Regions from separate parts of the Homo sapiens genome. Here region 1 is linked to region 2. The links are chromatin loops, found by intact Hi-C in ENCODE. Cell type or tissue: lower leg skin. All regions are shown on one strand. Each heading gives the region's core, and the rest is flanking DNA. Links, peaks and the distances in the headings are about the cores only. Region 1 overlaps SEMA4D (semaphorin 4D). Region 2 overlaps SECISBP2 (SECIS binding protein 2).

Evidence for each region. Hi-C counts contacts between places; a loop is a spot of excess contacts. Peaks named below come from ENCODE experiments on the same cell type or tissue, not always from the same donor. Only the 100,000 strongest peaks of a DNase experiment are listed, where the experiment ranks them.
Region 1: it touches region 2 in a loop (4-fold over the local background); 4 of 110 quality-filtered maps call a loop at or near these places.

Annotation. Positions count from the first base shown.
Region 1 is chr9:89,409,064-89,424,835 of GRCh38, forward strand. All of the region lies in intron 2 of SEMA4D (semaphorin 4D), which reads right to left. Among named protein-coding and RNA genes, the nearest start is that of SEMA4D, 81 kb to the right of the region's middle. RefSeq lists enhancers at 1,734-1,893, 2,388-2,890, 2,891-3,392, 3,644-4,144, 11,527-11,676 and 1 more. In lower leg skin, for the core only: no CTCF peak of the experiment used is centred there; a DNase peak (open chromatin) is centred at 10,041.
Region 2 is chr9:89,348,455-89,361,983 of GRCh38, forward strand. It overlaps SECISBP2 (SECIS binding protein 2), which reads left to right. Exons shown (of 17, transcript NM_024077.5): 13 at 1,322-1,475; 14 at 2,178-2,398; 15 at 8,957-9,111; 16 at 9,545-9,737; 17 at 10,267-11,209. The coding sequence ends at 10,370. It also overlaps a transcript of SEMA4D not described here. Among named protein-coding and RNA genes, the nearest start is that of SECISBP2, 37 kb to the left of the region's middle. In lower leg skin, for the core only: no CTCF peak of the experiment used is centred there; a DNase peak (open chromatin) is centred at 3,307.

The DNA of each region.
Region 1 (15,772 bases), core at 7,297-12,296, 67 kb after region 2:
CTACATCCAGACAGGGGAACGTTACTCAGCATTAAAAATAAATAAGCCATTAGGCCATGAAAAGACACAGAGGAACTTTAAAAGCTTATCATTAAAGAGAAAGAAGCCAATCTGTAGAAGTACATACTGCATGATCCCAACTATAGGACATTCTGGGAAAGGCAAAACCATGAAGACAGTAAAAAGATCAGTGGTTCCCAGGGGCTGGGGAGAGAGAGGGTTTTTAGGGCAGGGAAACTAGGCTGGCAGGGATACTACCACGGTGGACACATGTCAGTATGCATTTGTCCGAGCCTACAGAATGTACAACACCAACTGGCAATCCTAATGTCCAGATACAGATGTCGGGTGATAAGGTACCTATGTGGGTTCACCGACTGTAGCAAAGGCACCACTCTGTGGGGGGATTCTGAAAATGAGGGGGCTGTGCATGTGTGGGGAAGGAGCATATGGGAAATCTCTGTACCACCTTCTCAATTTTTCTATGAACCTAAAGTTGATCTAAAAAATAAAGTCTATTAAAATCAGTAACAACAAGGAACAGGCCTAGGAGTTCCTTGCCAGTCACAAAAGCAGCCTCTGTGAGGGTTCATGGCCTGGACACATTAAGGAAGTAAGTGCCCACACCGGAGGGCTAGGAGCAGAGACGCAAGACCCACAAGGCCCAGTTCATTTCGGGTCAAATACCAAAGATGCTGGATCACTGTTGGAGAGATATGGTTTACATGGGATCTAATTCCTATCTAGATCCCCCAACTGCAATCAGTCCTCTGCGTATCCCAATAAGCATGCTGGGGTCAGGCCAGGCTAAGAGTCCAGAGCCAGGAGATGGGAGAACACAGAGATTTATTTCAACTCTCTCTGGAAACCCAATGAAATGACTCTAAAAGGATATGAACTTTAAGGATAAAAATGGAGGAGGGAGGTGACTTTGGAATCTATTAATAGGTGAGCAGTAACCAACGGTGTGCTGGCAAGCTGTAACAACTGGCTCTCCACGGGGTGGGCAGTGGGGGTGGGCGGTGGGGTAAGGTGGGGGGTGCCCAGCTTGCAGCACACGCTGATTTCTGTGGTGTAAATGCTGCTTTCGAGCTCCCAGAATGATGCCGCTGAACTGGGGAGAGGTGCACAGCAGCACCCAGCACATGGCACTGCCATCTCAGATACAAGAGGCGAGTAACTGCAACCACACAGATAACAGTAGAATGCACACGATACTAGAAAGGAATGAGTTCTGAGTATTTTACCTTTTTAAATATAATTTGTTTCATTTTAAGTCCACATATTTAATTTTTAACAGTGGCTGTGTTTACCACCAACCCTGTCACACACCACCAGAGCTGACTGATTTGAATTTCAGACCAGAGTTGAGCCAGGGCCTGGAAGAAGTCACAAAGAAACACAACCTGGAAAATGGAAGCAAGCTTAAAAGTAAAATGTGGTGAAAGAAATGAAAGGCTGGAAAGTAAACTAAAGAGGTTTCCTAGAAGTTACACACGTAGCAGAGATGAAAAAAAGGGGAACAGACAACTGGACGATCCATTCAGGAGTCCCACATGAACTGGCAGGAGCTCCGGGAAAAAAAATGAGGAATTATTAAAGCAGTAATAAAAAGAAAATAACTAGAACAGAAGGACCTGAGCTTTCGGAATAACAGCGCCCAGGAGCACAGTGAATGAAAGGAACCCGCCCACACCAGACACATCATCCTGAAAGGAGGGTTACATGAGGCTTCCAGAAAGAAACAGGCCACAAAGAAATTACCTCTGAGTGCCCCACTGGAGGCAGCAAAGCAACGCCTTTGAATCCCAGGGAAGATGACTTCATACCTAGAATTCCCCATCTAGTCAAATTATCAATCAGTATGAGTGCAGTACAGAACACTGCTTCAAACCTACAAGTTCTCAAATGTTTTACCTCCCTCAGCTTCTTTCTCAGAAAGCTACTGCAGGATTTGCTCCACCAAAACAAGGGAGCTGCTTCCCAGGTCTTCTTTCTTAGGAAGCGAGTGGAGGAGAGGCAGAGAGAGCGGGGAGCTGGGGAGCAGGCAGAGGCTCCAATGGGGCGGGGCAGGAGAAGGCACAGTGGATTACTGATTGCATCTGTGGCTTTGTTCTCAGAAATGCATTTTAAGGCTCTGGCAAAGAGTCTGAAGATGAATTAGAACAGATACACAGATTAGAAAATGAAGTTATTAACCCCAGGGAAGCAAGAGTGACCCATGAATGGAAATGTAACCAGAGTGTACTTATCACTGCCCAGTTGCATAGCCCCCATTACAAAAATTACAACTAACTCCACTGGAGGTCTGGGGGAAGAAAGAGAGGGAAAGGGAGGGGACAAGAGTCAGAGAACACAATCCTGTCTTCCATCATAACACAACATCTAAGATGGGAAAGTCAGGAAATGTAGGCATATCTAATTTGAAGGAAAATACCAAAATAGTGAAAATAGTTGAAACTCAGTGTCTCAGGGCAGCAGGGAAGGGACAAAGGGACAAGACAAGCAAGTGCTGCTTCCTCTCTCAAGTTAAAGAAGAACTACTTCACTTTAAAATTACCTGCATTAATTACTCTCATAAAATGAATTAACCTTAAAAAGACATCCATGTTCTGGTTCCTCACAGCCTGGGGAAAGCAGCCCAGTGGATCCAGAAGCAGAAGACATGACCCCCTGAAGGGAGGCTCCCAAGGACGGGAAGAGTGAGCTGACTCTGTGCAGAGCCTGGGTCCCTAGGGCAGCCAGATCTGGGGGCTCAAACACGCTGTAAAAATAGGATTGTTCACCGCAAAGCCGAAGTGCTGGGCAGTGGCACAGGATTTAATGCAGAATGCCAGCACCTAATGTGGCCAGCCTCTTCCACTCCACTCCTGCCCCCTCCCTCCGATGCACCCCACCCGTCTCAGGCTGCCTTGCAGCCTTGGCACTTGCTGCTCCCTCTTCCAGACTGTTCTACCCCCAGGAGCTGCTGGTGGCTGGCTCCATCCCACAGTCACCCTTTGCCTCCCCTGACCCCCACACTCCATCCCCCTCTGTGGTATTGTTTTCATAGCACTTGGCCTAAGGACCTAAAAACGCCTCCCTGACTTAGTTGAGGTAGAACAGGAGAAACACAAACATCCCAGTGAGAAGACTAGGGCCAGACCCGGAGAGGACAAAGGTAAGGAGCCAAGAGTAGAAAGTTCCACAAAACAAAATCGCCAGTGAAGAGAGATTGAAAACAAATCTTGTAATAGTATCCACGACCAAACCCAGGGATGGCAAAGCCATCCCCAAACGAATGTGGCTGAGAGAAGGTATTTCCAGGAGTGTCAGCAGGTGCCCAGGTGGAAGCCAGCAGGTTCTCCTGTGTGGCTTTAAATGGTTACGAAGGACTGTCAGGACTGGTGCTGTTTATGCGGTTACTCAAACTGGTTATGTTGAAAAGAAACCTTTTTCTTAATTGCTTTTACCTTGGACCAATCCAGACACTGCCATGTAGAGCTCAGCAGGGCACGGGCACCCCCACCTGGCTTCCAGGCCCTGCCCTGAGAACAATGATTGACCACCAGGCTTCCTGGCACGGATTTATATCCAGGTCTGCAGTGTATTGATCTCATCAGCAGACACCAGATTCTCGATGGCATAAATCAGGCCCTGCTGCTCTTCTCAAATGGCCTTTAAAACAGTCCACATGAGTAGCCAAAGGTCAGGACAGACCCCATGCCACATACTGCTCCTCCCAGGGAGGGGGAGGGGGCTGCACATTTTCTTTGTGACACTGGAGGGTTTTTTTTTCCTTTTTCAACAAGAATGCATTGTTTCATATAATTTTAAAGTTGCTTTAAGCAAAGCACACACCACAACTCACACAGATCTGCCGGCCCTGCGAGTTCTTTCAGAACAGTGGCTCCATAATCATTGATGGGTGTTACATTAAGGACCTCACTCTAAATAGTTAAATTAAAACAAAAGGAGAAAAAGGCCATTTTGCTGGCTTTCTTCGCCATTTCTGAGAAGCAAAGGTATCCCGCTGGGAGCTGAGCTGTATGCATGTGCATTTTGCCCTGACAGTGTGAAATTGCTGCCCTTTGCATTCAGAAAGAATGACTTGACACAGGAGCCCATTAGAAAGACAGGGTTGTGAAATGTCACTCTCATTACTTACACGTAATTGGGGCTGTTCATGAGGGTGCACGAGCCCACTTTAAATGTCAGCAGAATGGAACTCCAAGGGGGCTCTGAGCCCCACACTCTTTTGCCTGTCAGTACTTGTCAGAAGGCAGCTCTCCCACCCCCAGGGGTCTTCAAATCAAGGCAGGAGATCACAGCAGAGAAAATGGGAGTACCCAGCAACCACTGTGCATACATGTCTGCGTGTATGTATATATATATGTGGACACATGTACATCTGTGTGTATGCATCTGTGTATGTGCACGCATGTGCATCTGTATTTCTGTATGTGTGCACATGAACCCGCATAGATATGTGCACCTATCCATGTTTGTACATTTGTACACATCTGTACAGGTGTGTTGTGTACATGTGTATGTCTGCATGTCTGCACATGCATGTGTATGTCTGTGTGCATACATATGTACACCTGTGTGAGTGCATGTGCATCTGCTTGGATCTCTGCATGTGTATACATATGTGTATGCATGGGCATCTGTGTATGTGTGTGTATAATGTATGTGTGCACCTGTGCATGTCTGCCTGTGTACATATATCCATACATATGTATCTGTGTATGCATATACATGTATGTGTGCACAGCTATATGTGCACATACGTGCATGCATCTGTGTGCGCATCTGTGTATGTGTACGCAGACATGTATGTGCGCATCTGTGTGTGCATGTGTGTATATGTGCATCTGTGCATGTGTCACTCTGTTGCAGAACATACATTCTGATCTAGTGTTGCATCTTAGATGTGAATAGTGACTGCTGGCAAGTGTCCTGTAAGGCAGGAACCATGAACCAAAATGCCATCTGGGGACTGTCCAGTCACCCGTGTCTCGGCTCCTTCCTGGGATCAGCTGTCTGGCAGCTAGGGTAGATTACAGAGGGGACACCAGTCACTACCACATGGAAGGTGTCAGTGCTTCTGCCAGCAACAGGATGCAACACTGGCATTAAAATGCCCTGGCTGGCATCCCAGGGAAACTGAAAGGGGATCTCTGGTGACAGCTGTGGACTGGCCAATCTAACATAGGCAGTCATTACCTGGACCCCTGACCTCACTGCATGCAAACTACTGCCTGGGGGAGCGTGTTCTGGCTTATTTCTTATCTCAGGGGTTTGCCCAGATGGGGCAGGTAAAGCTTAGAGTCTCTCCAGGCCCTACAACCAGGACAGTGGAGGACACGCACTCACCACATCTTCCCTCCCAGCTGGAAGCAGGCAGCCAGGTGCTGGGAAACAGAAGACACCACAGCCCTCACCAACCATGCCCTGCCAGTACCTGGCCACCTAGTATCCCCACCCTGGGATGTCCTCTGCCCCCAGAAACCCCTCTCCCACCTCCAGTTAGGATGCTGATGTCACTGCCTTGCAAACTGAGGATAAAATGGCCTTATCCCATCAGGAATCAGGAATGGGTTTCAGGAGCTGTCTAGGTCACAAGCATAATAAACAGTTTATTGTTCCAACTTCAGTTTTCCTAGAATTAAAATGGATCCCTGGAGACCAACACTCCAGCTCTGCAGGGACATGCCTAGCCCTGGACCTGTGTTGGGCCGGACTCACCCAGCAGGGCAGCTGCCAGGACCAGTCTACTTCACCCTCAAGCCACATCCCTGCAGGGGCAAGCGAGCCACAGCCAGGATATCTCAGACATGCTCTAACCCTCACCCACTTCCCAAACCCCTGGGTGCAGCATGTACAGAATGGGAAACCCAGGGAGAGAGACAGAGGGCGGTGGGAGTGAAGAACACAGGCATCCATCTATCAGCAATGTCGGCAGGACAAGCGCTATGAGGATGCACGCAGAGTGGCGGCACGAACAGGGCCCTTCAGAGGAAGGGTGGGGACCCCTCTAAGCAGCAGCCAGCATGGTAGAGATGCAGACTGTCATGCCATTTGTGTGACATCACTCTACTCTTCAGACTTGGATACAGACAATACTGTCTTTTCTGGAGGGTGTGTGGTGTGTGCATGCATCCTTGGGCCCAAGCAGGTTAGTGCTAGCAAAAATAATCATCTTCCACTGGCCTAATGTTGACCTGCTGCCATCTCTAAGGGGGCCAACGGTCTCCCTACTGGACACTGGCTCCCAGGCACAGTGTGGGGTTGTTCTGGGAAGTGGCTGGCCAGCCCCTCAGGGAGGACTGTGTTAACCCTGCGGCCCTAAAGGGATGCCTGGTGTCATGTCTTTCAAAGGTGATACTATGGTCTGAATGTCTGGATTACCCCCAAATTCAGATGTTGAAATCCTAACCACCAATGTGATGGTTTCTGGAGAGGGAGCCTTTGGGAGGTGACTGGGTCAGGAGGGCAGAGTCTTCATGGAAGTAGTGCCCCTATAAAAGGAGTCCCAGAGAGCTCCCTCACCCCTCAACCATGTGAGAAGACGCTGTCTATGAACCAGGAGGAGGGCCTTCACCAGACACCAAATCTGCCAGCGCCTTGATCTTCGACTTCCCAGCCTCCGGAATGGATAAATAAATGTCTGTTTTTATGTCACCCAGTCTATGACATTTTGTTTGAGCAGCCTGAGCTGACTGAGACAGTGGCAATTCAGGGGCTGCTGGCACCCAGCAGAGCTCAGCACCGGACAGAACCCAGCCAGCAGAGATGCTTCCAGAATGCCAAAGGTCGGTCACCATTTACACTGGTAGCGCCTTTGATATGACACTAAAACTGGTGCTTCGGTCCCCCAGAGCTTGGCTTGCAGGGAGGGCAAAATTACATAAAAGACATTATATAGAAAAGTTTTGCTTTAAGTGGACTTTATTTGTATTCTTAATTTTCCACCTCTTATAAAACTGTCCTACCTTCAAAAATAATTCCAAGGGTGCTTAACTCCACAAACCAAATGTAAATTAAAATAAAATACCCATTATTGTCCACAAAGCAAGCTGAAATTTAAAAGTCTGCTGCTAGTTAGTGCTGGGAAGGTGTGGGGTAAAGGACTTCTGGGTACAATTCTGAACTATCCAGATGTCTGCACACTCTGATCCCCTGGCAACTCTTGGGCAGCAAACTATGTGTGCACAGCTACAGGCGTGCAAAGCGACACGTGGGAAGACCACCCTGCCATGACGTGACAGTAAAATGTGCAACCAAAGGGGATGCTCCTCAATGAGGGGCTGGTTAACAGTCAGGCAAGGAAGACAACACCATTACAAAGACTAAAGCTGGTCTACACGAACTGCCTGTGAGCCCATCACACCGAAGACATGTGTAGAGCAACAACACGCGAGGCGCGACCCACCTGTGTCAACAGAGGATGCGTCAGTCTACACACAACACATACACACACAGCCACGGACACACAGGGACATGCACAAACACCAGGCACAGACTCACAAGAACATACACTCCTACACACAGGGACACACAGATACCAGACACAAATGCACACACATGAACGTGGACAGACAGCCAACTGTTAACAGTGGTCGCTTATAAGGAGGAGGAGGAGGAGAACAACCAGGAACTCAAGTTTTCTTTGTTTTTTAAAAAATGAATCATACTTTTATATTGCTTCTGTAAAAAAATTTAATTCATGAAGAGATTATGTTTCACCCATGCTACACCCAAGTCAGTAGACCAAAAATTGAAACCCACCACATTAGTGTATGGAGCTGTGCATAATGCGATTTTTCACATGCTAATCCATTTCTTGGTTTAGGTGACTATTTCTTGCCATACCTTTGACCTTTTTTTTATTTACATAAAAAAATGAGAAGTGGCTTCCTTTCCCCATATATACTTCGTGCTTTTTGTGACAGCAAAGTAAAAAATAACAGAAGGAGCCAGTCCTCCTGGGCTCTCACAATGGAATTCTCTTACTGCTTAATACAGCACAGAATGGATAAAATTGTCCCTGCTTTCAATTACCTTATAACTAAAGATTCCAAAATATTTTTTATGAAGAGACTGACAAAAAACAAAACTCAAAGACAAATGACTTAAGGGAGGAAAAAGAAACCAGCAAAAAATACTTGTAAGACAAGTGCCAATTCCTAATAAATAAAGTGATTTAACAAATGTAAGAAAACAGAGCTCCCACCCCAATGGACCAGATAATATATCTAGCCAATAAGCACAGAAAGTGCTGTCTCCCTGGCAGTGATGCTGTGCTAATTAAAGCCGCCCTATCTAATTGGCAAGATGTGCTCTCATCACGGTCCCATGCATAGGAACCATGAAGGTCTAAGCTGGCAGCAGGACTCTTTAAAAGCCAGCAGAATAAAAAACCTTGTGGGGGCTCATTCATGATACTTGAGTAATATGAAAATGATGAAGGAAAGATGGGGTTTGACTTTTGTTTTCACAAATTAAGCTGGTTATTTCCTTCTCCTCTGAAACTGAAAATGCATGGCTTGGAACGGACCAAAATTAAGATTAAACACAAAATGGCCCAAATCTGAGGAGGGTGACCTGGAGAGCCCTCTTATTACACCACACCTTACCAGCCACCTTCCTGCACCCTCCAAAAGAAGAGAGTAAGCTTTCTGGTGCAGGCACCAGGGGCCATCAGCCGCGGAGCTGCCACAATCCCAAGACCCAGTGGGAGGAGAGGCCGAGAGAGCAGGGAAGAATAGGGGGAGCTGGGACAAGCAGTGGCAGAGCAAGAACAGAGACAGACAATCACTGTGGGTGCCCAGCACCCACCTCCCCATGCCGGGCCCAAGGGATGGCAGCCAAGTCTGAAGCTTTGCCCCACAGGATATCAGGGACCAAGGGACCAAGCAACCAACCACCTGCCAGATCCAACTGAGGCCTCTACACATTATCAACTCTGCTCAACTGAAATTACAGATCATGAATAAAGTGGTTTTACCTGTATCTTATGCCTCTTGAAACTTTCCAGTCATTTCTAGAAAGACGTCTTCAGAAATCTTTGCTGTGAAAATAATGGGAAACAAGGCTATTTAAGCCCTTAAACTGTGCATCCACTTAAACTCAGCAACACTCCTAGAAAGGCACTGAAAACAAATTATTGTGAGTTTAAACCTTCTAGACTTCCTTAGACGCAGGATCAGCTTGGCTTGCATGTGCTGGGGAAGACAGCACTGGGGCAGACAGGAGGGAGGAGCTGTGCAACCACCCACCCACGAACAGAGGGGAAGGGCAGCCCAGCCCGTTACCTGGTGCTAGAGATGAGCCCCAGGACCCGACCAGGTGTACTTTCTTGCACAATAAGCCATTCCAGTTAGCAGAGTCTGTGAACCAAAAAAGTACTATCTAATTGTCTATTAGCTCCAGATATGTATCCTTTAAAATTCATCTTCATGAGGCAAAGAAGGAAAAAGCAGAAACACATATGGCATAATTACAAGCACTAAAGAGCTGTTCATCTTCCTTTATTTTTGGATGGCTGGTTTTCAGCCAAACAGAACGGTGTCCACCGTGGTGTGGCAAGGTTCCATAGCATGGCTGTCACTCCTTTGCAGTGTGGGAGATCAGTCTCAAGACAGGGATCGTGGGGTGCAGTAGCAGCACCAACAATTAGATCAAGAGAATCAGAATCGCAAAACCAGAGCCACGTGCAGGACTGCAGACGCTCAGGAGCCGACGCTGATCCCTCCATGATTCTATTAACACAGGAGCCACGTAATTGTTAAACCTTGGAATCAGACTCCAGCATATTCTGTGGTGAGGAGGGTTTCTTTTTTGTTTGCCTTTTGCTTTCAGAGCTTATATGATCACGGCTCTTTTTTTGAAGCCAGCTGGGAAGGAGGCGGCTCTCCCTCCTCTACAGGAGCCCCCGTCCCTCCCACCCAGGCCCCTCACTGGACGGCTCCCTCCTCTACAGACGCCCTGTACACCCCTCCCCAGGAAGCAGAACCTTAGACACGGCCATCCAGGCACACAACATCCGGTCCCCCCACCCCTCGGGGCCGACACATCCTCTGAACCCTGAGCAGGCACCTGAGGTTAGCAAATGAACCGCGAGGGCAGTGATCAGAAACGATCACGATTCATCAGGCCCCACCGTAGTGGAGCTTCCAGAGACTGATACTGGGGTCTTCCCTCCAGCAGTGGATGGCTCTTACGGCCAATTTTATAAGCAAAAGTAGGTTCACATGAGCAGCTATGAGAATCCTGGAAAAGGCCACATCCACCCAGGACCTGACACCGACATTTCCTGTTGAAACTCCTGGGGCAGGGCTGAGCATTTGGGCACAACTGCTGGACAAGCAAAGAGGGAAAGTCCACGCTACTGTGGGCACCTGCAAAGTGCCACATCACTTGTTTCCACGAGGCCTTCCTGTCACACGGGAGGGAGAGGGGACAGTGGCCGCCCAGAGACTGTGCCAAAAAACAGTTGAAGGCAACAAAGGCAGAGATTCATACATAAATAAGAGGCTTAGGTAAATAATGTGAATATCACGGATTTTAAAACTAAAAAACTGGCCAGGCACTGTGGCTCACGCCTGTAATCCCAACACTTTAGGAGGCCGAGGCGGGTGGATCACTTGAGGTCAGGAGTTCAAGACCAGCTTGACCAACAAGGCAAAACCCCGTCTCTATCAAAAAAAAATACAAAAATTAGCTGGGTGTGGTGGTGCGCACCTGTCATCCCAGCTACTTGGGAGGCTGAGGCAGGAGAATCGCTTGAACTCAGGAGGTGGAGGTTGGAGTGAGCCAAGATCGCGCCATTGCACTCTGACCTGGGTGACAGAAAAAGACTCCGTCTCAAAAAAAACAAAAAAACACCTGAAAAACTTCTATTTTTTAGAAATGAAATAAGCCTTTGTCACTTTAATAAAGACCCAGAACTGCTCATCCTGTGGTTTAAGACACGTATCATATTCACGGTAATTTTGTGGCATCCAACAACAAATGTCAGCAGGTCTGGGTTCTCATCTCAATTGCCTCCAACAACTCCACCTGAACACCAGCATCCTTGTGTCCTGCCTCCCAGCTGGGGGTTCATATCTAGCCTCCAAAAACAGCTGCCAGCCCCAAGGTTCCTGAGTGGGAACACACTTCCTTTCTTAGTGAATTGCCCAGGCCCCAACCCCGCGTTGCCTTCACCCTACACATACACGGTTTGTTTCTTCTTTCTCAGCGTGCAACCCCACAGTTATGAGTTACCTGGCTTAAAAATGCAAACCCACACTTCTCATGTAATTACTCATCATGCTGTTTTAACTCATATCTCCCAACTCCTGACAGCACAGGTAAAAAGAATCCAATGGCCTGTTCATCAAAAAGCAATGAAATTAATTAGGAGAGAGAAGCATTTCCCTCTCATGGCCTTCACATCCTCTCCTGGTGCACCCCCTCTAGTGCAGGAGAGTGTGGGGCTCCAACGCCCAGGCCTTGCGAACAGGTATTTAGTGGTCGCTGATGGCAGAAGGACAGAGCCACTGGCAGCGCCTTCATCTGGCCTCCATCCTGCAGACATGACCTCGCCTTCTGGGCGTACTCCCTAAGCAGGGACCTGGTGTTCTTCAGCACACAGAGAAGACAAGTGGGATGAAGCAAGAGCAAGGGGCTCTGCAATCAGAGGAACCTGGGTTCCAGTCCTGGCTTCTCCAAGTTGTGTGTTCCTGAGGGAAGTTACTGAGCCTCTCTGGGCCTCTGTTTCCTTATCCAAAAAGTGGGCATACTAATACTGCCTGTCTCATTTGGTTATGAGGATCCATGACTAATCAGTTAATGCTTCCTAGTGCTTTCCTAGGTGCCCGATGCTGTTTAAGCACTGGGAGGCATTAACTATCATTCTTACCACTTGTGAAATGAAGCCAGTTATATCTGCCTAGCTAAGAAGACTCAGAGAGATATAACAAGCAGGGTGCAGCTATTAGCACATCTAACAACCCCTACTGCCAGGGACTGTGGGCTCCACCAGCCTCCTCCTGCACACACGGGGGATCGGGGCTTCCCCAGGTCCACATAGACTCCTGGAAGCAGGGCTTAGGAACACTGTGACAGGCAGCACTGCTGTGGCTGTGGACGGGGAGAGGGCCGTGAGCCCCTTCTGCTCAATCTCCTCATCCTGGCCCAGAAGCAGGTAAGGAAGTTCCGGAGGCAGAGAGCAATGGGGGACCTTCTGCTGAAATTGGCACTGCAGCACACACCTCGATGGGGTAGGCATGCATATTACAACACAATACCATTACACTCTGCTGAGCAGGGCACCCATGAGAAAGGCTGGCTACAAAGTACACAGACAGGGCCCGGAGGACATGTTTCCGCACCCTGCTGGGCAACACCTGCCAAGAAGCTACATCCAGAATCTCTGATCCAACAGTCCTCTACCAAGAATTCAGTATGGATATACCCCATGTGTGCAATATGACTGGAACGAGGCTATTCAATAGGTAAACTCCAAAGACACCCAGAAGTCCACCAGTGTGTGTGCGTCTATGTGCATGGGTACACACAGATACAGCATAGAACGTTTTCTATACAAATTATTGCACATTCCAGAGGATGGAATACTATGCAACTGTTAAAAAGAATAAAGCTGCAATTGTATGAAAGGGCGCTGTTCAGTAAAAAGTAAGGTTCCCAAAAATGTGAGTAGTATGTTTCCGTCTGTGCAGGCACATGGTGTGTGACCGTGTGTGTGCGTGTGTGTGTGTGTGTGGGTGTGCACACAGGCTCATCAGAAGGATGATTCAAGAGATCACAATTTAATCAAGAACCTGCTGGCAGCAATGCCTATAGAGAGAATTTGATCTGCAAAAGGAGTGTGCTTCATTTTTCATGATTTTGATTCTTTAGAACTATTCGAATTCCTTCCTTAATCATGTGGTTTTCTAACTAAAATATTTTAAATCTGATATCAAAAGTAAAATACAGTAATTGTAGAAAATTTGAAAAATTCAAGAAAGGCAAGAGAACACATTGCTGACGATCTCTAAAAAGGTTACACAGGTTATAACGCTGGTTAAAGTAAGATCCCAGCTCGGGTGTCTCCTGTACTAACTTTACTAAGAGGAAGATTTCATCAAAATGGAAATTTTTAAGAACAGCAGACAGACATGACATACAGTTCTGGTCTTTCTGGCATTTTGGTGAATTCCTCATTCTAAGAAACTCTGACTCATTCACTCAACAGTCACTACTGGAGGGTGTGGGGTGAAGGTGAGAGTCAGATATAGACTGTAGACCCCCAGCCCCTGCTTTCTGGCTTGGGGAGGGCAGGCCACAGCAACCGCACAGGACGGTTGGGGGGCCCTGCTGGCTCTGTAACATGGGAAGTGGGACAGGCAGGCTGGGAGCCATGCAAGAGGAGACCTGAAGTCCAAGAGAGAGGCTGGAGCCTACAGGCTGGTAGAGGAAGAGGGCCCGCGTGGGTCACGTCCAGGTCCTGTGTGTCCCTGCCCCGAGCACCATGCGTGCGCATCCCCGTGCCGTTTATTACGTGGTGCCCTCAGCAGCCTGTCACGGCTGTGCAATATTCCATAATTAAATATCATAATGTGGGACATTCCGATCCTTTCCAACTCTCCACTTACAATTCATTTTTCTTTAACCACCAGCAGTACCCGGCCAAGAATCTTTTCTGTCTGGAATGTTCACAGTGATGTTACAGAGGTCTAGGCACCACACAGAGGGCACTGGGAGATGGGCACGGGGGAGATTCCATGGTTCCATCATGTCTGTCTGCTGTTCTTGAAAATCTCCATTTTGATGAAATCTCTTAATAAAGTTAGTACAGAAGACACAAGTGCTGGGATCTTTAGTAGTCGTTACAACCTGTATAACCATTTTAGAGACTGTCAGCAATGTGTCAGCAATGTGTTCTTCTCTTGCCTTTCTTAAACAGAGGCTCAGGGCTTCTACTGATCAGGCTGACAGGTTTGCTTCCTTTAACTGGGAAATAATCACACATAACTTCCATGATTTATTTTCATTTGACTCTCTTCTAAAACTTTCAGTTAGTTGAGCTGAAGTCATTTTTGCAAAGTAATACTATATTTGCTATAAAATACAAGTCACCTAGCTCAAACTTTTTTTTTTTTTTTTTAAATTGAGATGGAGTTTCACTCTTGTTGCCCAGGCTGGAGTGCAATGGCGTGATCTCGGCTCACTGCAATCTCCACCTTCCGGGTTCAAGTGATTCTCCTGCCTCAGCCTCCCAAGTAGTTGGGATTACAGGCATGTGCCACCATGCCTGGCTAATTTTGTATTTTTCGTACACACAGGGTTTCTCCATGTTGGTCAGGCTGGTCTCAAACTCCCAACCTCGGTGATCCGTCCACCTCGGCCTCTCAAAGTGCTGGGATTATAGGCATGAGCCACTGTGTCCGGCCAGCTCAAACATTTTTTATGCTTCTTTCAAGTCTATTAGAAACCTTAATTGCTTCTTAGTTTCTCCCCCAACTATGGAGGAAGCATATTGTGATAGCTGCAGTGCCGGCTGTGAGGCCAGCTTGCCTGGTTCAGATTCCCATGCTGCCACATCCCAGCTGTGTGACCCAGAACAGGCCTCTGCCCCTTCCTATCCCTCAGATACTTCCTTAGCACCTCCCCTCCCTCTGCTACTCCCTCAGTACTTCACCTCCCCCGGCTATTACCTCAGCACCTCCCCTCCCTCAGCTACTCCCTCAGTGCCTCCCCTCCCTCCACTAATCCCTCAGCACCTCCCCTCCCTCAGCTACTCCCTCAGCACCTCCACTCCCTCAGCACCTCCCCTCCCTCAGCTATTCCCTCAGCACCTCCTCTCCCTCCACTACTCCCTCAGTACCTCCCTTCCCTCAGCTACTCCCTCAGCACCTCCACTCCCTCAGCACCTCCACCCCCTCAGCTACTTCCTCAGCACCTCCCCTCCCTCCCTACTCCCTCAGTACCTCTCCTCCCTCAGCTACTCCCTCAGCACCTCCCCTTTCTCAGCTACTCCCTCAGTACTTCACCTTCCCCAGCTACTCCCTCAGCAACTCCCCTCCCTCCACTACTCCCTCAGCACCTCCTCCTCCCCACAGCTACTTCCCTGGGAGAGGGTAAGACACAGCCCTACCACCAGAGATGAGACTGCACAAATGAGGACTGTAAGGCATGGACGTTAAACACAATGTTACAAACAACCAACAAAATGGCACTATCCCCACAATGGCGGCCCACACCAAGGTGCGGAAAGGTCCAATCAGAATCCCACAGAAACGAGCAGTGCAGGGGCAAATAGGTTTTCCTAGATCAACGTCAATCTCCATTAAACCATGATGGTTTACTCTGTGATTTATTCCTAAATTGAAGTTTCTTTCTAAAGCCCACGACCACAACATTAGCTTTTACTACTTACCTCAGCTCAATGAGTCTGAAATGATTTAAATCCAAGATGCTTCCGTCCCGACTCCAAATTCCTTCGAGCTCTTTTTTTTCAGAACCTTGCACCCTTAATTCCTGAGTGTCTCCTTTCTCTGACCAGGACCCTTCTCGAACCCTACTAATTGCCTTCCTCACTGTGTCCTGCCTGGCTTTGGTCTCCTGGGCACCCTCTTCCTGCCCTCCCCCACCTCTGCCCAATGTCCCCCACTTCCCTCACACCCACGGTTCATACCACCATCCCTCCTGTGAGGCCTCCACCTGGCTCCCGCTACCTGTAAGGGAATGACACCACATTCTAAGAGCTCCACCTTCTTACGGCCCCTGTGCCCCCGGC
Region 2 (13,529 bases), core at 497-5,496:
CCAGGTTTGATCTGTGTGATGCTGGATGGTCCTCTAACTTGAAGTGGTCATGAGAATTAACACCGCTAGCTGCACAGCTGCTTACCAGCAAGTATTGGAGACGTGGGGGCGTGAACACAATTGTGTGTTTTTAAGGAAACTTCATATTCAGTTATACATTCAGAAAAGTGCACAAATATCAGTGTACAGCTTGAAGACTTTTCACAGTGACCGCCGCATTCAGATCAAGAAGCAAAACACAGCCCAGCAATTGCTTGTGCCCTCTTGTCAGAGGCCTCCCCCAGGAGACCCTGCCCCATGGCAACCCCACCAGGGGCTGTGGCTGTGGCTCTAGTGCAACTGTGTGTTACGTGCTGCTCTCTTTGTCCCCTTTCCTTCAGCCTTGCTGGCAACATGGAGATGCCGTTTATTTTCATTACTGTGTAAAATTCGGTTGGACGAATGTACAGGGTTGCGGATGGGCATTCAGGCATTTTCCAGTTTGGGTAATTAGAAACAGGGTTGCTGCGGACAGTGTTGTATGTGTCTTAAAGGACACAAGCACTCGTTCCTGTGGGGCATTACCTGGGAGCAGAATTGCTTTAGTAGCTCCTGCCCAATGGGTTTCTGACTGTTCTACCAGTTACAGCCCCAGGGAGGCTGAGAGTTGCAGGTGCTCCCCATCTCTACCAGCCCACGGGGCACTATGTTTTTCAACCTTGCCATTCTTGTGGGTGTGGTATATGTTTTTTCATTCCTTCATTTGGTGATCTGTTACTGCAATTGCATTTTGATAGTCGGTAGAAGTAACTAGTTGGGGACAGTAAGCTATCACTGCATCAGATCTGGTGTGTTTAAACTAAACACACCTCTTGAGTTTCTCATAGTTTAGATGTTGGAGTTCAGCTCTTTCTAAAGGATTATTTCAAAAAGAAATGGTCTCAAGCATTTGAGAAAAAACTTAGAACTAAAATCCTGTTTTTTAAAGCTCCCTGATAAGAGATTCTTCAAAATCAAAAAATAAATTTGGCCACTGAACTGCACACTTAAAAGTGGTTAAAATGGTAATATTGATGTATATTTTACCATAATAAAAATGAATGTATAAGTAAATTGAGGGGAGGCACACCTCCAGGCATGACTGCCTCCACCAGCTTTTCTGTTTTCCCCAGGCATCCTCGTCTGTTTTTTCTGCCTTCTGTAAACCTCTCTGCATGTTGTCTGTGAATGTGGTGGTTGTGTGCAGGGGTCTGGTTGCATCGGTGAGACTGCATTGGGCCAGCCCCTCAGTGTGTGCACTGGGCCTCACAGATATCTGATGATGCCTTTTTCCTCCATGAAGGGCCAGAGGGGATGGACGAACTGATCTCCACTCCTTCGGTTGAGGACAAGTCTGAAGAGCCACCAGGCACAGAGCTCCAGAGGGACACAGAGGCCTCCCACCTTGCTCCCAATCACACCACCTTCCCTAAGATCCACAGCCGCAGATTCAGGGAGTGAGTGAGCCCCTGCCTGCCAGGGACTAGGGGAAGATGGAAGTGCTTCGGTTCAGTATGGCATTGATATCTCCCATAAATCCTTGTTGCTGGGCCACACTGTGCTTTAAAAACCTCATGGTTGAAAGAAGCTGGGTACCTGGTTACACGCATTCAGGGAGAGCCTAATCGTTGTGTCTGATTCTGCTTCTACTGAGGTTCTTGTATTAATGATGGAAGAGGGGCCCTCAGTCCAGGTTTGCAGTCGGGAGTGGATAGTGAAGTGACCGTGCATCATCTTTGGGCCCCTTTTCATGGTTTAATCTCTGTGTAATGTCTTAGGCAGCAGGATTCCTTTAACCTTGTGTGCTCACTCTGCCTTCTCCCCTGCCCACTTTTCTTCCAGGATAGTCTCCCGGTATTTGTCTTTATGACAGGGAGATGCACGGGGTAGTGGCTGAGATGGGGACCTGTGGCAAACTATGGTTGGGCAGGGCCCAGAGAAATTTGTCCCTTGTAGTTGGGAATGGGGGAAGATGCCCCAGTATTTACCTTTCATAAAATTAAATCATCAGGAATTCCACAGTTCTGGTTAGTAGTACTTGTTGAAACGTGACTTTTTGTCTGATGCAGTCTACGTCTCTTCTCCCTGGGGTGGGATGGGAGCAGTGCTGCAGTGTCACAGCCAGTGGCACAATTCCTGATGTCTGATGTTTCTTTCAGTTACTGCAGCCAGATGCTTAGTAAAGAAGTGGATGCTTGTGTTACCGACCTACTCAAAGAACTGGTCCGTTTCCAAGACCGTATGTACCAGAAAGATCCAGTCAAGGCCAAGACTAAACGTCGACTTGTGTTGGGGTTGAGGGAGGTTCTCAAACACCTGAAGCTCAAAAAACTGAAATGTGTCATTATTTCTCCCAACTGTGAGAAGATACAGTCAAAAGGTAAAGGCACAGTGTGGTCCTGTGATATGTGGGCCCCTGCATGAGTGCCTAGTGTGCCCTCGTGTTTGCCACACACCTCAGCGGCCCATGCCACAGGTCTTGACAACTCGTTTTCTTTGTGGTTTTTGTTTTTATTGAGTAACTGTTTCCCAACTGCATTGACCATTACCAAGTGCCTTACCCTCTGTAGGGCAGGTGGGTCCTGTGATCCTGCACGCTGGGAGGCCAGCCAGCCCACACAGGCCTCTGGCATCAGGGAAAGACCTGCCTCTGTTGTGCAGGCCACTGCCCTGGGGCTGGGATTGTCACTGGTCACTTGCACCACAGAGATGCTGTGCCTGGCAGCCAGGCAGTACCTACCTAGGGCTTTCATCTACTTGACATTTTGTTGTTCAGTCTGTGGTTGACTCATCTGTTTGCTTGTTACAGATGTGGCTTTGTCTAAATACTTTGCCATTTTACTTAAACTGGAATGTGTGTTTTTGTTTTGTTGGATGTGATATGCTGGGTCAGGTAACAGTGAACCCTCACCTGTGACATCTCATGTTTACCCTGTGCTTGTGCTGTCTTGGCTCCTGGAGGACTTGCCTGTGTTGTGTCCTCGAATTGAGCAATAGGAGAACTGATAAGAGCAGAGTGGCATTGCTCATGGACACCTGTCCTTCATCTCCATCTAGGCTAGGGAACACTCACAAGCCCCTCCCTGGCCTCATTCCTTTCTCCTGCAGTGTCAAATTCAGCTTTACGGAGTCCCACTTTGAGATAATGCATCCACATCCTGGGGCTGAACCCTCAAAGATGATGTTTCCCAGTTACCATTTCATATCTAAAGCCTGGAAGTTTTGTGACATGTCCGAGGCCCCCAGCCAGCAGCTCGTCCCTGTCCTAACTTGGTACGGGTCCAGCATCACCGCTGACCAGAATATGACAGAAGGGATCTCAGTGACCCACTCATCTGATTGTGTGCCCAGAGGCCTTTCCAGGTCATTGGAGAGGACAGGCCACATGCTTCCCTGGCTGTTTTTGTCAGTGTTGTACATGTCCACAGCTAAAGGGTCAAGTAGTCCTATAGGGTTTGTTAAGGGAGGGGCAGGCTTGGGCTCCCTTCCTTTCCTAGCAACTCCACCTGTCAGCTGTTAGCCACACTGTGGGATATTTCCTCCATATCTCCATGTAAGAGGCTTGTGAGCAACTGCTTCACATGTTTTCAGTTTTAAGTATTTGTCATCTTCCCAATAGAGCAAAAGGGCTTTGCTGTTACTTCCCCTAATGTATAGTTTGGGTTATTGTTCTTGTTTTGTGGTGGTTGCTTAATTGTCTATATACTTAGCATTAATGAAACCTCATGCCCTCAGCCAGCTGCCTCAGTCTCCTCTAAGACGGTTACACCAGGCATTCTGCAGTTTCATCTGCTGAAGAAACCTTCATTCCCAGCTCACTGCACCTCATGCATTTGCCACCCAGGGATACCCTTGGCTCCCACCCTGCTCTCAATAAGGTGTTGTTTATGGACTTCTTCTTGGGCTGCACTCTTGTTTTGTTGGAGTGCATCCTCCAGTGGTTTAGGAGAAAAGGATTCATGGGAGGCATATTTTGAAGGTCTTGCTTGAAATCCAGAGACTCTGATTCTTGATCCTTTGTGATCATTTTGCACCTCGTGCTCTCTGGGGGTTCACTGGAAGTGCCTTGATCCTGGGGTTACAGGATGTGGGACAGTTTGCATCCAGTGTCTTTGGCTCTGGGACACGATGAATTTTTGCTTTGAATCCTCTTCTCCAGTCCCTGCCAGCTCTTGGAAGTATGTCAGGGTCGGGCCTCCTGGACTGGTGTCCTCACATTATTTGTTTCCTGCTTCTTTTTATCTCTTTCTTTTGGTTTCATTTTCTGTTAGAATTTCTCAACCATATCTTGTAAAATTTCTGTATAATTTTTTACTTCTGATATTATTTTTATTTTTTGGGAGCTGTTTTTGTCCTCTGAAGATTCCTTTTTTTTTTTTAATCACGTTGCTGCTGCCTCATGGTTGCCTCTTGGAGAATTTTAATGATGCCTAGTTCCTCTCCCTGCAGTGCCTCTGTTTCCTCCAGGTAGTTTGCTCTGTTTGTTTTGGCCTCTCATGGTGGAGGTTTTCCACAGATGTCCTCTGTGTCCTAGTTGTCTGCGCCTACTTAAGAGCCACTAAGTAGCCGACTGGAAATCCGGGTGTGTGGCTGCTGTTCAAGGCTGTGAGCAGCGTTGAGGGTGGTGATTCTCAAAACTGTAGCCAGCATCAGAATCACCCAGAGGGCTGGGGAAAACACAGATTCCAGAGTTTCTGCTTCAAGTAGGTCCAGTGGGCCCAAGAATTTGTACTTCCAGCAAGTTCCCAGGTGCTGTTGCTGCTTCTCCAAGGAGTGCACTGAGAACTTCTGCTGTAGGATGATGTGGTTGGGCTGCTTCCATGTTGGAAGTGCCCCTGGGTGTCTCTGTCTCCCCTAGGGCTGGTCACATCCCCAAGGAAGACTTCTCACTGCCTGCCTGGAGGGACAGGCGAACTTCACCCTGTGAGCTCATCCTCTCACCACCATTAGATGTGTGGTGCGTCATGTCCTGCAAACCTGTGCTGTGCCTCACCAGAGGGCTGCAGCTGAGGGGCTGGACACCGAGTTGCCTCTTTGCCCAGTGTTCAACCAGCCCTCTTCACCTGTGCCTCACCCTGTGCTGCCTATTCCCGACCTTTGGGGGATTCTGGGGTCCAGGGCTGGCTGTTCTAGGCTTTTCTCACTGTTGGCTTAGGTTGGCTAGCTCAGTTGTCCATTTGCATGTCAGCTTCTGAAACTTTTTGCTGTTGTCTCTCACATTCTTCCGTGGATTTGTGTCTTTAAAAAACAAAAAGGTGGAAATGTATGCCCTTAGCCTGCAGTCACCCCACTTTCTTGGAAGACATCATTCTCCTTCTCTGCCTCTGCCAGAGCATGGGGCTAGGTTTTTACTTGATCAGCATCATAAGGATTTGTTGTATACTTAAAATGCATTTGTGTAATCATTGGTTCCGACACGTTTTTGCTTTGAGGCATAAGGGACTTGATTGTATATTTTATAAATATTTGCCAGATAAGATAGCCAATGGCTTGCAGTCATCTTAAAGATAAAAATTGATGTTATAGCCTTGAATTAAGTTGAAGTACTGTATTTGCTCTGAGTGGCATTTAACCTAATAATTCTGAACTTAAACTTTGAAATGGAAATAATCTGAGCCTAGCATCTTGCTTGTTTGACATAAGCTTTCTTGTGGAACTTCAGTAGTTGGCCCTTGCCACACGTGCTTTCATCTCACTAATAACGGGTTGGAGGTTGTTTGAGCAAAACAGTCTGGATTTTGCTGCTTGTATTGGGTGTTCCCAAGGCCACCACCAGGCTCAGTGATGTGCCAGGAGGACTCACATGACTCAGCTTAGAGTGGTACTTTCAGCTGTGACTTACTACAGTGAAAAGGCACAAAGCAAAATTAGCAAAGCGAAGAGGCACATGGGGTTAAATGTGGGGGAAACCAGGCTCCAGCTTCCAAAAGTCACTTTTAGTGACATCACATAGGAGACTCTTAATATCCCAGAGACAAGTTAAGAGCCCGTGGGAAGTGTTGTCTACCAGGGGTGCTCATTAGAGACTCAGCGCCTAGGGTTCTGTTGGGGGCCGGTCACGCAGGCATCCTCTGCCTAGCACACACAAAGTTCCAGACTCCAGAAGGAAAGCAGGTGTTCAGCAGAAACCACAGTGTTTGCACACCATAGAGGCACAGTGAGTTACTCTTACCAGTTAAGGTGGTGGGAACCCTCCCAAAATCCAAGTTCACAGACCCCAACCAAGGGCCAACCTGACAGGCAGCCTCGAGAGGACAGCAGCCAAGCCTGCTCTGTTAGGTTGTTTCTGCACAGTGCTCAAATAACATTTCAGATTCACTCCCGGGAGCTGGGGTGGACACCAGGCAGAGACCCTCCAGTGAGAGAGATGCATCTGATGTTACGGGGGACTTCATATGTCTCCCCTGACAAACTGAATATAGATTTCACTGTAAGTATACCTCAGGAATACGGAACACTCCACCCCACCTCTGCCCTATCTCCCCTTTTCCCAGCCCATCTGGAACTGGTCTTTTTCTTCAAAGTTTCTATCCCAGGAGGCTGCCTCCTCATCACTTTGCAAATGCTTTGGGTAGATCAGGGGCAGGGTGTGGGCAGAATAAGGGCTGTGGGTTTAGAAATTAATCTCCTATCCAACTAGATGCAGAATGAGTTCCCAGTTTCCACAGTATGGTAGGACGTGCATTGGAGAAGTTCTTCTCTTGAAATGAGAGGATCGATATGTAAGTAGATTCCAGGTGATACTATGCTAATTGTAAACAGTTGTTGTTTTTTACAGTTGCTCCGTAAAGACTGGGTGAGTATCCTGTAGGCCAGATGCCTGGCCTACAATGCTGTGTGCCTTGGTAACTCGAAAGCATATGCTGTGCCTTCCTCCAGAGACCACTGTGTTCCCTCCCAGGGTGGTGTGAGCATCCTCTCCAGGAGTTTTTATTAGCAGTTTTCTTATGAGGGAGGGTCAGCATCAGGAGCTTGGCATTTTCTGTGAATTGTTCATATTTGTTGCCCATTTGCTTTTGGGATGTTGACCTCTTTTAGATTGATTTGTACCTTTTTTATAAGTTAGCCCTTTGGGTAAGAGTTCCAAGTATTTCTTCTGGTTTGTCAGTTTCTCCACCAAAAAAAAAAATTGGCCATGCAGAGACTTTAGGTGTTTTATATATTGGTATTTCATTTTTTAGTTGCATCTAGGTATTGTGTTATTTCTCAGCCTTCCCACTCCAGCGTTTAAAAGGTTTGCTTTTAAAATTCTGTATATCTCCTGGTTCCTTCATTTGTATATGTTTAGGTAGGATTTATTGTGGTCTAAGATGGACAGGATGGGCCCACCCAGTCCTCTAGGATCTTCTCCCTAACTAAACCAAAATGCTGTTCCTCACATGCTGTTTCCATCAAACTCCGGTTTTTTCTGGCGTCCATCCTGTTAATCTGCATCACCTTGTTTACACTATGGTATCTTTATAGTAAACTTTAATACCTGACCATGTTAGCCTGACATCTTTTTATATTTTTTCCATATTTTTTATTTCTTAGTGAAATCCCGTCTGTAGTAACTTACAGTATTTTAAAGCAGGCGTCCCCAACCCCTGGGCTGCAGACCAGTATTATCTGGGGCCTGTTAGGAACTGGGTGGCACAGCAGGAGGTGAGCATTACTGCCTGAGCTCTGCCTTCTGTCAGAACAGCAGCAGCGTTGGATTCGCATAGGAGCACAAACTCTGTTGTAAACTGCGCTTGTGAGGGATCTAGGTTGCCTGCTCCTTATGAGAATCTAACTAATGCCTGATGATCTGAGGTGGAACAGTTTCATCCCAAAACCATCTTCCCCTGTCCGTGGAAAAATTGTCTTCCACGAAACCAGTCCCTGGTGCCAAAAAGATTGGGGACCGCTGTTTTAAAGTGTTAGATTAATGTGGAGTTGACATTTCATCATTTTGGATCATTCTATGCAGGAGCATAGGTGCCTTTTCATTTGTTCAGATTTTCTGTTGCGGGGATGGTTTAAAAGACAGGGTCTCACTCTGTTGCCCAGGCTGGAGTGCAGTGGCATGATCATGGCTCATTGCAGCCTTGAACTCCTGGGCTCAAGTTACTGAGCTTGCCTCCGCTTCCTGAGTAGATTGACTACAGGCACATACCACCACACTGGGCAAATTTTTTTTCTTCTTTTTTTTTTTTGTAGAGACGGGATCTTACTATGTTGCGTAGGCTGGTATTGCGTTCTTTAACAGCATGCTGAAGTTGCCTGTAAATCTTTTCATGTTTCTTGAAAAATTCATTCCTACCAACTATAGTCTTGTGCTGCTGTTGTAAATGGAGTCATCTCTTTGATATATGCCAACTGGCTGCTGTGTGCTTGTGCCACACCCCCTCATGTATTTCTCATGCTGTTAGGAGTACTTCTCAGGTGCTGTTGGGTTTTCCAGGTGCATCACCTGCACATGGTACTCATTTCACCTCCATCCTCTCTCTGGTGCACCAGCCTTGGCTGGTCCCTGGCCCAGAAGCAGGGTCAGGGAGTAGAGGGTGGTGAGCCCTCGGGAGCCAGACCTGTGCCTCGACCAGGGGTACAATGTGGGATAAGAAACTTAACCTTTCTGTGCCTCTGGTTGTGCATCTGTCAGTGAGGACACAGCATCTGTCTGCCTTTTGGGATTTGGGGGAGGACACAGGAGCTAATAGGTGGTAAGTTTCAGTAATACTAATAGTTAACTTTTCCTGTTAAGACAATACCAGCTGTGTGTTTTCTTTCCATTTTTCCCCATATTTTTGGAGAGTTGATTCTGCAACTTGCTTTCTCCTTGTATTTTCAGGGGCGTCTGCCTTGGATATAAAATCATAGATGGGTGTGTTGCTAAGAAAAAGCTCTTTGCAACCAGTATTAACACCACACTCCATGTGACATGTCTTCCTGTCATTTTTCATTGTCCTTTGACCAGGTGGGCTGGATGACACTTTGCACACAATTATTGATTATGCCTGTGAGCAGAACATTCCCTTTGTGTTTGCTCTCAACCGCAAAGCTCTGGGGCGCAGTTTGAATAAGGCAGTTCCTGTCAGTGTGGTGGGGATCTTCAGCTATGATGGGGCCCAGGTGAGTGCACAGGGCACAGGCCTCTTCAGTCACTGCCCGTGGGAGGAAGTGGGGGCAGGTGGTCAGTGTGGGCTCACCCACAGAGCAGCCCCAGAACCTCCAGTAGGCTGTCATTGAGGAGGAGCCACCACTTAGGCAGAACCTTCTTATAAAAAAGTAGCCTTTGTCTCCTTGACATCATGGGTTGTCTGGTTCTGAACTGAGCTCTGTTCTGGGCTTGCTGCTGACATAGTGGCACCTCAGGCAGGCCCAAGAAGTCGGCCTAGCCCACTCTTTCCTCTGGGGCAGCATCCCTGGTACCCACCCATAAGCATGAGGTCCACATTACCCCATGTCACCCCTGCTTCTCTGTGGAGGTGGCCATTGCTGAGTTTGAGGGACCCGTGTCCTCTGTAGCTGGGATGTTACCTGTGTGCTCTCACTTGTGCCCAAGGATCAGTTCCACAAGATGGTTGAGCTGACAGTGGCGGCCCGACAGGCGTACAAGACCATGCTGGAGAATGTGCAGCAGGAGCTGGTGGGAGAGCCCAGGCCTCAGGCACCTCCCAGCCTACCCACACAGGGCCCCAGCTGCCCTGCAGAAGATGGCCCCCCAGCCCTGAAAGAAAAAGAAGAGCCACACTACAGTGAGTGCTTAAGGGAGAGTTGTGTCAGGTCGAGTGTCCTCTTATTTACTGACTTTAATTAGGAGTCCCTAGGTGAGCAGCTTGACAATGCTGCAAGACCAGCTGAGTAGCAGGGCCTGGTAAGTCCAGCCCATTGCCTAAGAGGTATTATCAGACTTTTGAAGTGGGAAGGGCTTGTCAGTGACTGTCTCAGACTTCAAGTCAGATGTCTTTTGACAATGGGTGGCCTTAAGGATAGCTGTACCCAAGACAGGCTTGGAAGGCCAAGTAAAGGTTCAGTCCTCTCCTAGCCTACCTACACAAGGCCCCAGCTGCCCTATAGAAGATGGCCCCCCAGCTTCTCCTCAATAAGGGGCAGCCCGGCCCAGCAGGCTGAGAACAGTGAGTGAATGTCTGCCAGGGCACCTCTGAGCACCGTGAGCTGCTGGGCAGTGGCCACAGGCTCCCTCTCTCATGCTGCTGGTTTTCTTACAGGAGTTTTCCTACTTGTTGATGCCTATTCCTCACTCGTGCTGTTTTCTCATTTTAGTTGAAATCTGGAAAAAACATCTGGAAGCATACAGTGGATGTACCCTGGAGCTAGAAGAATCCTTGGAGGCTTCAACCTCTCAAATGATGAATTTGAATTTATGAGAGTTCTTGCCTGTGTGTCTGTATTTTGGGTAAGGAGGGGAGGTCTGAAAAAGACTTTGGGGCTTTTTCTTCTGTTTTTCATGACAATGTAATTTGTGTAACTGTTGAATCTGGAAATTGATCAGCATTAAAGGGCACATGAAGCAGTGTCTGCAGGCGTTCAGTGCTGCGGAGCCTGTTAAAGGTCACTCAGATGTGCAGGTGTTAATCTTCTCTAAAAGCCTGGTGATACAGCTCTGGCTTTCTGAGCACACTACGGATCTGGAAAATACTGGAAAATGTGATACTTAGAATACTTTGGCTGCTAAGGAAACTTCCTCTCCATTGCAGAATAGCTGAGCCAAGTGAGTGAGTTTGCAGAAAGCAGGTGGTGAGCTCCTGCCTGCTGGAGGTTGCCATGGAGGGCCATTCCTGCCCGGCAACAGCACCGTCCTGCAGGGAGCCACTTGGCAGAAGGGTGCAGGGCTGCTGGTGTCAGAGCAAGAGGGCTACAGGGAAAGGGCCCTTTCTCAGGGGATGTAGCTTTTTTAAAAGATTTGGGAACACTTGGAGGATTTGCTAAAATGAGCCTCAGAAGGAAAATTGGTTTTCTAACCTGTGACTTTTTGAAATGAATTATTCCTTTCAGTCTTTATTTTTCAAAGAAACAATGTGTATTGAAGTACCTAGATTTGTTTGATAATCAACAAATCTTTCCTTTTTCAATGAACATATTCTGAATGTGGTTTCTGTCTTAGACCAGGAGGACAGAGTTTGCTTTCATATTTTCCCTGTAAGTAAGAGGGCTTATTTATTTTAAATAAAGAGTAATTATTAAATTTTGTTTCAGACTCTGGTGATTTTAGGCTTCTCAGTGGTCTCTGTCTTACTTGATGATTCCTATGTCTTAATTTACCTCCTTTGGACAGTCTGGGCCCTGAAATAAAAGGGGGCCGCGTAGTGGGGGTTCTGCTATCCCCAGCACTCCTAGGTCTGGAAGTAGTGATTGTCAAAGCCTCCAGCACTGCACAGACCTGCCGGAGCCAGATCCTGGCTCAATCCCAACCTGCACTTGCGTTTTCACCACAGCCAATGGCAGGAAAGAATTTTCACTGCTTTTTGTATTGTTTTGGCTTTGAAAGTGCTCTTAATTGAATTCAGTCTTGGCAATATTGTACCTCTTGAGAAGCGGCCTGTGATGAGCACATAAAATTGGAATAGTGAGTCAGAAATGACATGCTATGAGCAGGGCTGGAAATGTGACCAGAGGTTGGTGTATGAAGGCACCGTCTGCCCTGTCATCTGTGGAGCTCACAGTGACCAGTGTGAGCCTTGCTGTTCTTTACACGTTCTGAGCTGTTTAGACATGGGAAGTAGATGTGGTCAGCCAGGCCATCAGTAGTCCCAAGCAGCAAGTCATCTCCACCCATTTATCTTTCAGGGCAGTCAGCGGGGCCAGCAGGAAAGGAGAGGTCTTTCCTGCTTCCTCCTCCCCTCATCAGTAAGTAAATAGCAAGTTGTGGTAAGTTTGAAAATAGGAGATTATTTGAGAATGAAAGTTCCAAAATTAATTTGTGGGCAAAAAGACAAAATAGCCTATCAGCTGCACTCAGCAGCTAGAATTTTAAAATTTGATAAATCAAAAAATTAAAGATCTCCACTAGAGATGAATTCCTCTGCTCAAAGCCCCTTTTTAGAGCTCTCTAGTTCTGTGATATTTGTTTTGCTAATCCTAAGATAAAAGCAGCTTAAACAGAGTAGGTAGGCTTTTCAACATGTCATGCAGCTGCTGAGAGCTTTCCTTTTCCTGGGATTTAACCAAACTCTCATCACATGGTTGCCTGGTGATGCTATCATTTTCTTGGCAGTGAAGGACTCCAGCTGAGGCCACTGCTGCAGGTGACTTCAGCTCCCTCAACGTGCAGATGGTGCCGCATGAAGCACACAGCTCTGGGCCAGGGGCGCCAAGTACAGTCATTTAACTGAACAATGTACAACTCTATTTTTATTTTTTCCAGCAGAGCAAAGAAAGACTCAGAAATTCATCCTCATAACTCCATTTCCCAGTAGAACACTCCACATTACGAAAACTTCAAGTATGTAATTATTTTGTTAAGTGTGAAAGTGCTTGAAATCCAGACTTCAGGAGAAGAGACAGAAAACAGCACCAAGAATATAAGCCTAAAGCCCATAGCATTTCACTCATCAGTTTGTAGTGGTTGAAGCCACACCCAAAGCAAGAACCACAGTGAGCTGATGGATATTTTACAGGAAAACTTCAGGTTATGAGTATGTGATGGTTCCGTGAGCAAGACTGGCATCCTTGGCTGGATGGGCAAGCACACACCTCACAGGCAGCTGGGCCTCTCGACTTGGGGTGCGGAGGGGGAACGTGTGGAGACAACCAGGGTGTCTCCAGCATCTTCAGGACACCTGTTGTGATGGATCCTGAAGGAATTAGCAGGCGATGTATGCTGATCCCACACAAAGGCTGGTAGAGAATTTGTCCAGCTCCAGAAAGAGGGGATGCAAAACAGGTCATTGTCACACTGCTGGGAAGACACTCAGTATTTGCTAGGATCACCAGAGGGGTGCGGCTTGACTTTTAACAGAGGCTTTGGTTTTATGATAGACATGAAAACTGTCATTCAACAGACAAGAAGAGACGTGTGTGTAAGATTAAAGGCTGAGTAGCTTTAGGACAAGTTCACACACACAGTGACACAGTCTTCAGAGATACAGCTTTAATAATTAGAGACTTGAAAGCAGGTAGAACAAAACACTCATGAGACTCATTCCATCGTCAAGAAATTTAATATGGCACCAGGAGATTTGCATAATTGACCTATTTGGCTTTCTGCATCAAGTTTGGTGTCCTGTTGCAGAAGCTGAGCATTGACGGGACAGAGGCATAAACTGCAGCGCTTGATAAAATAGAGCCCAGTATTCTGAGGTTAGTGAAGAAAACACAAAGACTTGACAGATGCACTCCCAGATCGCATCTCACAGTCATTCAAGGTTTAGGGCAAGGCATTTCCATGTGGAGTCTCACCTTTTCTTGTCCCAGTCATGCATCTTGGAGTTCCTTGGCTAAGTCTGCAGGGAGGAGAAGCAGCAGGCTTGATTTGCATCAATAAAAGCAGCGATCTGTGCTGGCCATGCTAACCCTGTTGGCTATTA